2 separate regions of the Homo sapiens genome follow, and region 2 is linked to region 1. The links are chromatin loops, found by intact Hi-C in ENCODE. Cell type or tissue: ascending aorta. All regions are shown on one strand.

Evidence for each region. A loop is a pair of places that touch in the nucleus more often than their neighbours do. Peaks named below come from ENCODE experiments on the same cell type or tissue, not always from the same donor. Only the 100,000 strongest peaks of a DNase experiment are listed, where the experiment ranks them.
Region 2: a loop joins it to region 1, with 4 times the contacts of the local background. A loop is called at or near these places in 2 of 110 quality-filtered maps.

Annotation. Positions count from the first base shown.
Region 1 is chr10:44,972,090-44,977,089 of GRCh38, forward strand. The region is part of intron 3 of RASSF4 (Ras association domain family member 4); the gene reads left to right. DEPP1 (DEPP autophagy regulator 1) reads right to left here. Exons shown (of 2, transcript NM_007021.4): 2 at 4,039-5,000. Among named protein-coding and RNA genes, the nearest start is that of DEPP1, 4.2 kb to the right of the region's middle. RefSeq lists enhancers at 436-1,098, 1,099-1,760, 2,710-2,859, 3,397-4,100 and a silencer at 2,920-3,139. In ascending aorta, a CTCF peak has its summit at 3,038 (motif pointing left); a DNase peak (open chromatin) is centred at 3,022; H3K4me3 peaks cover 2,850 bases; H3K27ac peaks cover 4,085 bases.
Region 2 is chr10:43,822,526-43,827,525 of GRCh38, forward strand. No RefSeq gene overlaps it. Among named protein-coding and RNA genes, the nearest start is that of LINC00619, 20 kb to the right of the region's middle. In ascending aorta, no CTCF peak of the experiment used is centred here; a DNase peak (open chromatin) is centred at 2,596; H3K27ac peaks cover 5,000 bases.

The sequences.
Region 1 (5,000 bases):
GGCAGAAATCACCTTGGGGGTCTTCCCCCTTTCCCCTTCCCCCGAGACCTTTGTCCATGTGAACTGCTGCCGAGAACAGGTCCGTCCTCAGCCCATCACACCATTCAGCGGACAAGAGGAGTCAGTCCCTCTCTGTTCCCTGCTGGTCCCGCCACATATCTGCAGGGTCTCACCTGTGGCCCCTGGTCCCCAGTACTCTCATTTGTAAAGTGGGGTGTGGGGCTACACAGGGGCTTATAGGCTCAGATGCTCACAGCAGGCAGCGCAGGTGTGGGGAGTGGGTCTCCACTCAAGGAGTCAGCCGCCCATCAGATCAAACCATCCCTACTGTGCAGGACCGTGGGCCTGGTGCAGCCAGACCCTTTCTGATTTTTCAGAAGAGGATAGATTATCTGGAATTTCATGAGGAATTTCCCAAATCTTGAAACATCATGTGGGCTAAATACATGTCTGATGCCAAACACAGCCCTTGGGCACTGGCTGGACTCTGCAGGGCCTAGGCTTGGGGGACCACCCACTGGGCAGGGCAAGTGGAGCCCTAGTCTTGCGGTCATTCACATCCTCTGATGTTTCATGCGGGAATCTTGGTTGGGCTTTGTGGCCCTATCTTGGTCTAATTCAACATATTTGTACCGCCTAATGGCAAGTCTTATCGTGGTGAGGCTGTTTTTTGGGGGGTTCTGCAGTTGAGATTGGGTTGGCTCCCGGACTTTCTCTCCTCACTAGTCTTGGCTCACTAGTCCTAGTCCTCCCTCTTCAGTAACTCAGACACCCTTCTATAGCTCCCAGGCCAGAGCTAGCCCAGGCATCCAGGCAACTCTGGGCAGCTGGGGATTGCCAGACAGTGGCAGATCAGAGGGCCGGCTGGAACCTGCTGCCAGACGGCCTCAGCCAGCCCCTGAGGCGTCCCCTCGGCTGGCCAGGCCAGACATCACACCCTTCAGGAGCTTCTGGCTCCTGGTCCAAGCTGTGCTGGGCTGCCTGTGACCACCAGGCATGGTACAAACCTCACACTCTGCCTCCTTGACCTGCCCAGGCTGCGAGGCCCCACAGCTTGCTCCCCTCCCTCTCCTGCCATCCCACCTCCTCATGCTCACTTCTGTGACACCTGTCTCACCCTGCCTGCCCCCATCCTGCACTCCCCAGGCCGGGCACCCTGTGGGTCCCTGTGCAGAGTTGGTGGGTGACTTAAGCAGCAGGTGTAGGCCTGGAGAGAGTTGGGGTGAGTCCTCGGTCCTGAGCTCCAGTGTGCTGGGTAGAGGGAGGCATTGGGGAGAGGGTGATGGCACCACAGGGATTTCCACCTGTGCTGTTAACACACGCCACTTCATATCTTCTGGTGGAGGCCTGGGGTGTGGTCACTGCTGTTCTTCAGCTCTGGCTGTTCAGGGATTGATCTAAATCCCAGGTGGCTTTCCACAGGTGGTCCAAGCACCAGCTGCCCTGGGAACTGGTTAGATATGCAAATTCCTACCACGCCCCTCTCCCAGCCTGCTGAACCGAAAACACTTAGTCTTCCCGTCCAAGTTTTAAGGAGCCCTCCAGGGCATTCTGGTGGAAGGTCAAGTTTGAAAACCACTAGTAAGAGCTTAGTTTTGGCACTCGGGATTCCCCAAGATAATCCCCTCTGTAGGAACAGTTGTCGGGGGCAGGGGCGCGGGAGCGGGAAGCCCCAAGAGCCTCCACCCTGCGTTTGTGGTTTGTGTGTGTTGGTGTATGCTGCGGGACAGCCCACATAGAGAAGTAGGGGACTCTCGGGCTGGGAAGAGGTGTTCTTGACAGCCCTTAATGATAGAAAGTTAACCCACTAGGGGGATTTTCCTGTCCCTAACGCTGAAGAAAGTGTAAGGGTTTGACCCGGTCTCCATGGAGTCAGAAAGTACCTTTCAGGAAAATTCTGTAGCCTTAACAGCCCAGGGTACCGGTACCGGCCTGAAGAAGTGTGTGTTTTTGCTGGGTCGCAATTACCACATAAGACGAGGCTTTAGGCTGTGACACTGATAGGCACAACTGGTCCCTGGGGCACCAAGCCCCTCCAGGTCTCACTGCCACCCTGTGATGCACCCACCACGACCTCCTGGGCCACTGGGCACTTGCTGCAGGGGCAGGGCCATCCCAGGCCAGTCTCTCCTCAGGCACCACAGGCCCCAAGGGCTGGGCAGACAAGAGGAACAGACACTTCCCCAGAGAACCTCCAATGCACCAGGCACTTTGCCTCTCCTTTGTTTAATATAAGGTGATATAGGAATGATTATTTTCCAGGCAAAGAGATGGAGGCTCCCAGAGTTTAAGTCTCTAGTCCAAGGTCACATTGCAGTAAATGAAAGGTGCTGGCCATGGCCCCAAGCTCACAGCCACTTACAAAACAGCAATACCGTTTCCATTAGGCTTTGGAGGTCTCCACCCAGTATCAGTGAACAGGTCTCAGGGACACAGGGTGCTGTTTGTTGCCCTTGAGCCCCAAGCTAAGGGGCTCTCAGGCTGGCGAAGGGCTCACCACCCGGGGCGCGCTCCCAGAGCCGCCTGAAAGAGACCCCCCCGTGTTGTCACTGCCCCTCACCCGCAGCACCGGCAGCCTTAGCAGTACGGTTTGGGGTGCCTTCTCCTCCACTGTCTCATCCCACTTCTCCGAAGGTGGGCAGGGCCACGCTCTGGGGCCAGCGTCACGCCCTGGGACCAGCGGCTCCTTGTGAGCCTTCTCCCCGCTTCCGAGGGGCTAGAGGAGGGACGCCATCTCTGGAGGCTGAGGCGCCGACTTCCTGTATCATGAACCTCGCCTTTGGGATAATTTTGCTTGTATTACAACAAAAAGCCTGAGCAACGGGGAACAATCTGTGCCTTTTGAAGATGGCAAAGGGCTTTAGCCAGGCTGGCTGGTATCTCAAAAGAAAAAAGGACCGCCCGGAAATGTCCTTGTGTAAACCCATGGCTCTGGACAAGCAAGTGAGCCCCAGGCGGCAGGACCTTTTCTGGGGACTGTGTGCCGGCCCCGCCCGCCTGGGGCGCGGCGCCGAGGCTCCGGGGCGCCCCCTGGTGACCGCGGGCGCGCTCCACATCCAGTCCCGCTCCTCGGCCCAGGGACCCCTCAGCAATGAGAGAAACGGAAGGGGCTTCCCCTGGTCCGGGGGCTCCGTCTCTCCCAGGGGTGCGGAAAACCAGCATCCCGCCTTGAGAGAGTTGCCCCGTCCCCTCTCCGAAGGCCTGGCAGACCACTGGCCCCTGGAGTGACTGGCCAGCCCCACGAACATCTGTTTTCTGGGAGCCGCAAAGCGCTTCCCAGCCTGCCCGCTCTGGGCAGTGCCTTGTGTCCCACTCACTCCCTTCTTCGCCTCCCATCCCCACCTTCCACCCCCACCCCCACTCCCCTCTCCACCTCCCACCCCCACCCCCACTTCCCTCTCCATTCCCTTCTCCAGTCCCCTCTCCACCCCCAGCCCCACTCCCCTCTCCATTCCCACCCCCACCTCCACTCCCCTCTCTACCTCCCTTTCCACTCTCCCCACCCCCACCCCAGTGGCAAGAAGGAAGGAGAATGTAACTGCTCTACAAGGGCCCCACCAGGAGGCTTAGCTTGAAGGGAAAGGAATTCCCCTGGGCCTCTCTGCAGGAGCTTGGGACACTGCCAGAAGCCCCAACCACAAACCTGTATTCTACTGGGAGGGAGCGCCTTCCAAAGGTGCCATTGACCTCTTTCACACAGCTGGGTATTAGTGAGGAAGCCCGGGGATGGTCTCCTCAAACTGCCAGACCTCCCCAGATGCAGCGAGGTGGCTTCTGAGCATAGGGGAGTCTGCTGACCTCATCCTAGTTGCCGGACTCTCCCTCTGACCCCGTTTCATGATGCTTTGCAGAAGGGGCTGTAGTGAGGCTGGGCCCAGCAAGCCCGGACCTCAACCCCTCTGCCTTGGTGGGTGGGCCCTCTGGATCTCTCCCGAGGATGATGATTGGCTAAAGGCTGCCCCGGCTAAAGGCTGCCCCACACGTTTGCCCAAAGTCAGGGACCTGCAGGTTTGAGACCACCACAGAGACACAGTGGGCTGTGACAGATACAAACATTTGTCTACAGTGCTCATAAATGCAGCTCCAAGTTCACATGCGCAGATTCCCAGCCCTTGCAGGGTGTGAAGAACATTGCTGATGTCCCCATTTTATAGATAAGGAAACTGGGTAATTGCTTGTCTGAAACTTTTTCCTTTTAATATGGTTTACATTCTATCTCCAGAGAAAACACACTTAACAGAAGACAGAAAACATTTAACAAATCCAAAGCAATTAAAAATAGCCACAAAAAAAGAGAATAACCTAGACTGACAGCTCACAGAGCAAGGAGGTGGCAGAGACCTGCCCAGGTGAGCTTGGCTGTTGCCCCCAGCTCAATCTTCCTCCTCTCCTCTCTCTGTCCCTTCACCTCTGATCAGTCCCAGCCTGATTCCCGTTCCCTGATGCCTCACCTTCTTGCTGCCAGATGCCTCTAGGAACTAGGGTCCTTCAGACTCCAGATGCCCTGACCTGGGCCTTAGGACATCTTGACTTCCCCAGTGGACAGCTGGACAGTGCCCTGCTCTCACCCACAGCTGGGACCCTGACCATGCCATGAGGCCCCTGTGTGGAAGTGGTGTAGGGGTGGGGATGGTAGCACTGAGTGGTACAGATTCTATCTTGGCCCTCATCATGGGGGAACTCTCCCAATGCCACCACAGGACGTATGAGTTGTAGCCAGCAGAGTGCCCCAGTGGTGCCAGGTGACAGTCCCCCGGAATACATTAGTGCATTTGCTAAGACTCCATGTGTTCTCTTGGGCCTCACAGAACATGGGCTTTGAGGGTGGGAGCCAAGAGGCAGACTTGGGAGTGCCCGAGGCCTTGTTCTGAAACACCTGGGGGGCTGACACCCCCACTACCCTCACACCCCTACCACCAGTTTCCCCACCAGCGATGATGGTAGCTACTCAGCCAGTGGGCTCCTATATGCGGTTACACGTCAGAATGGCCTGGGAGGCA
Region 2 (5,000 bases), 1.1 Mb before region 1:
AGACCTGCGGAGAACCATGGTGAGTTCATGCGCGAGGGTGGTCGAGGGCAGGATCTTAGGTCAGGAAAGAGCTTTGGGGAGCAGAGCGAAGGCTCCCCCTCACTCCAGAGTGAATGACTTGGGAGGAGGAGGAGGAGGCTATGCTGAGCAGATGCTGCAGTCTGAGCTCAGCCCCTCCCCGTGCCAAAAGACAAATGAAACTTTTATGACTTCATCTTACTCAGAGACTCTGAATCTTTCAGTAGTAGTAGACACAATTTTTCCCCCGTCTGTCCCTGTGCCTTTTGTACAGATGCAAAAACATGAATCCAATTCATGCTCAAGAAAGGTTTGTTCAAGGAGCAGACAGATCCTATAACTTGCAAAATTGATGAGTTTGGGCTAACATCACTGGATTGCTGCTCTGAGAGTTCTAGAAATGCTATAAAAAGATAGCTTAGAAAAGTGGTGGAAACATAGGCTCTGGAGCCAGCCTTGCCTGAGTTCAATTCCCAGGTCTACCACTTAGCAACTGTGTGACCTTGGGCAGTTACTCAGCCTCTGAGTACTTCAGCTCTTTCGTTTGTACAGAGCAACATAATAGTATCTGTCTCCTACAGTTGGTTCAGTGATTAGAGCTGGGCCTAATCAGCACTGTGTATAGAAGTTGGTTTTTACTTTCGTTTGCTATTGCTGCAGAATTCAAGTGGTTCAATATTGATAAAACCAAGGTAACAAAGAGGAGTTGAAAAGAAAATAATTTAATCATAAATCCAGGCAAAAAGCTTGTATATAAAATTAAACATGAAAAAAAGTCTGGGCTAGTAAAAACAGAGTTTCTGGCAGAAGCATTCTTTTCCATTGTAAATACCATGGTTATTAAGTCCTTGTGTGATTTTTTGGCATCTTTTCATTTTTGGAGGATATTTTTAATAGTTTTGTTTCCTTCTGACTACCCTTACATGACTTCATAGTGCTATGTAGGGGAAATTATGGGAGTAGAGAGGCCTTAATATAGAATATTAAATGCATGGACTCAGAGTGTTTTAACAATGTTGTCACTGGAGTACTCAGAATGCTGTTTCTAGTGAGTTTTTGCCACACTTACAAGTTGTGACATTTTCCAAGAAAAATACTACATTTTAGAAAGTCATACGGAAGGAGTCATGATTTGGATTATATTTTACATTATATTATATGTGTCTTTTGTTTTTGTAACTTTATTTACTAACTCTGACTTTTATAATAAAGAAATTTTAGCGCACAATGAGAATATCTGGCATATTTGGAAGGCTGCATTTGGTAAGCCATTTTGGACTACTTAGAGCAGGGGTCTGCAACCTATGGGCTGATACTGGTCTGTGGCCTGTTAGGAACTGGGATGCTACAGCACGAGGTGAGTGGTGAGTGAGCATTGCTGCATGAGCTCTGCTTCCTGTCAGATCAGTAGTGGCATTAGATTCTCATAGGAGCATGAACCCTACTGTGAACTGCACATATGAGGGTTCTAGGCTGCACGTTCTTTATAAGAATCTAACTAATGCCTGATGATCTGAGGTGGAACTGTTTCATCCTGACCCATACACCCTGCCTGTGGAAAAATTGTCTTCCATGAAACTGGTCCCTGGTGCCAAAAAGGTTGGGGACTGCTGGCTTAGTGTAATTGTGACATAAACAAAGAACATTATTCCTGTGATTTTATTTAAAATGTCTGGCTCTCATATCACTGTGAATATGGTCTATTCAGACTATGAAAGAGTTAAGGTTAACATGAGATTGAAAATTTACTTCATTATAAAAGTTGGCTATGTTTACCTGCTTTCTATGAAAAAACTCAAATTAACCAAATATATGATTCCAAATATCTAGGCAATGCCCTTAGGTATGCAAAAGTGGATTTTTATAATTGCCTTACTCTTGGTTGGAACTGTGTAGACACATCTTTGCCTTGTCTACAATTCCACCCAGTGACAATGTTATTTATTTTATTTTATTTTTGAGACAGAGTCTCACTCTGTTATCCAGGCTGGAGTGCAGTGGCACGACCTTGGCTCACTGCAACCTCTGCCTCCCAGGTTCAAGCAATTCTCGTGCCTCAGCCTCCAAGTAGCTGGGATTACAGGTGAGCGCCACTGTGCCCGGCTACTCTTTGTATTTTTAGTAGTGGCAGGTTTTCACTATGTTGCCCAGGCTGGTCTCAAACTCCTGGACTCAAGTGATCTGCCCGCCTCAGCCTCCCAAAGTGCTGGGATTACAGTTGTGAGCCATAGTGCCTGGTCCCACTCTCAATTTTAAAGGGCTGTAAGTACTTTCGGGCAAGCACTATGCTGAAAGTTTTGTTCCAAATGCTATTGTTAATCTACTTTTCACCAATCTGATCTGCTCCATTAGCTTCAAAAGACACTTTTTTGTTTGTTTGGGTTTGCCTTTGATGGCCTTCTGCCTGCCACAAGCAATCCTCTAGAATATGGGCCTGTGCTTGGCTTTTCTACCCAAACATGAACAACCTTAAATTACTGGGCGACATTCATCGCCTCCTGCCAACTAGAGAGAGAGGCCCGTCCTGGTGAGAGTGGGACCTTGAGCTCCTCTCGGCCTTGCTTGGGCCTTGGTCCAGGAGGTTATGGGAAGAAACTGGTTTAGAAGCTGACCTCATGGGTTCGCTATTCTTATGTAACACTTAGGAAGAGCAGAGACCCACGCGGTTCAGTCCCAGAGCAATGTTGTGGTCAAGAGAACACAGTCCAGCTACCAATAGTTATTTCAAAATAATTCAAGCTCTTTGTTTATATTTTTTTAAAAAAGAAAAAAGACAAAAAAAGGAAGGGGTGGCCGAGCTGGAAACCTGGCTTTAAGTCCCCTTTGTTTCCCTTCAGGGGGCCCCTCAGGTGGGCGCCTGCTTGGAAACCTCTCCACCCTTCCAAACACCCCTTTCCTACCTGAATGTTCATTTGCTGATCCAGATTCTGAATAAATGAAGTCGCACAGAATCTACCTGGCAGAAAGGAAACTGCCTGGAGGCCAGAGCTGAGGGGAGGCCCAGAGCAGAGCGGGCGCGTGACTCCGCAGTGAGCAGGGAGGGCAGGCTGGGGACGTTCACCACCCAGAGCGCCTCTGCTCCCGGCAGCCCTGAGACTCCAGGCTCCCCTGTTCCTCCCTCCCAGAGACCCTGCCGGTCCTCCCCGCCGGGCTCCCTCGCAGCTCGCAGCTCGCAGCTCGGGGAAAGGGCGGGCTGCGCCCTCAGGACCTTTCTCAGCAGCCACAGCAGCGCATCCCAGCACCTCCTCCAGGAGCCCCGCCATCTCCTGCCACCCGGACTTTCCCCACAGCGCAGCATCCCCTAGTCCCTTCAGGGCTGGAACAGTGGTACCCGCAGACGGTGCAATAGGGAAGTCCCTTTTGCCTTTCCATGGAAGCTGTAGGGCGCTTAGAGCTGCTGGGGGAGGAAAAGAAAGAAGAAGAAGAAATACAGTAAGTGTGATATGGGTACAAAGAAACGAACATGCAGCTTCCGTGTGCCTAGACAGGAGCCCTGGGACATGTGCACTGGGCCTGCGTCATCGCCTGCCTTCAGCGGGCTCCAGACCTTCCAGAGGCCCCCCTCACCACCCGCGGCCCTCCTGAGGCTCCCCTCACCCCCACCCACCTCCGAGGCCCTCCCGAGGCTCCCGGGCTCGCGCTCCTCTGAGTTGCCTGCGGCTGACTCCAGGTGTGGCCTGGGTCTAGTGTCTGGGGGGGTCGTTCCCAACGAAGGGGAAGAAGGCTTTTCGTGAGCATGTAAGGAGTACATCCTCATTTTGTCTTCTCAATCTGTTCACCCAGCGCCTGTGACCCGGACCCAGCGCGCGACTCACAGACCCCGGCTCTGGGCACCCCTGGTGAGTGCCTTCTGCCCCAGAGCTCCACACAGCACCAGCCTGCACGCTCCCCCAGCTTCAGTTCATTTGCTGCTGTCCTGACAGGTCAGTCGCTTGAGCATCCATGCTGCCAGGTGACAAACCCAGTCACGCAGAGGTGTACATCCTTTAGCCAGGGTGACACGATGTGGAGCTGAATCCAAGTCCGGGAGTCTGGTGACCGTATCTGGGCTCTGACTGCGCAGCTGTCTCACAGTGAAACAAATTGGGGACTGGCCTTGTCCTGAGTGGCCTTAGGACGGTGCAGTGGCCTGCAGCCTCCTGTCCAGTCCCCACCATTGACAAGTGCATCGATGTCCCACAGCTGTGCCACTAGAGGCTGTTTGACTGTGGTAGTTTCACATGTATCTGCTTAGTCCTCTTTTGCCAGACTTTACGCTTTGTGTGCCAGTTCCAATTTAGGTAAAAATTCTGGATATTCTCGGTTATCCCACGTGGAGGAAGGACTGAGCAAACTCACATCCATCACCCTGACCAGGGCCTGAGAGCAGCAGCCTCTCCGCGGGCAACTCTGTTACTAGGACTCTGGGCGTGAGGGGAAGCGGAGGGGGCAGCTCTGTTACTAAGAGTTAGGGAACCCAGCGGAGCTCCACTGTAAGTGAATGTCTAGTTCGACTATATTTTCTTGTAGAATCATTAACTCCAAAAGAATTGAATTGAATGATGTACAATTCACAAACACACGACTTTACCATCTCACCAGAAACACTCTTACCACAAGGACACTAAGTTGATTCTGTAAAATGTGGGAAATACAATGCACCTCGAAGCCTTGCAGGCTCCTGTTTTTCTTTCCTTTTCTCTTTTTTTAGGATTAGAATGAGTACATGTAAAGTGCTTAGTGTAGGAGCTGGCAGAGAGGGTAGACACTCAATAAATAGCAGCAATCGTAAGTGTACAAAGCGGGTCATGTGCCTGGCATTGCCCCTCACCCCTGCCTCCCATTCTAAGCAGCCTGTTGAGCACTTGGTAATTCCTCACTTGAAAGAGATTATAAAGAGGTTTTTTTTTTGGTTTATATTTTAAAAGATTTTTTTATTGTGGTAAGATGTACATAATGTAAAGTTTGTACATTCACGTTGTTGTACAACATCATCACCATCT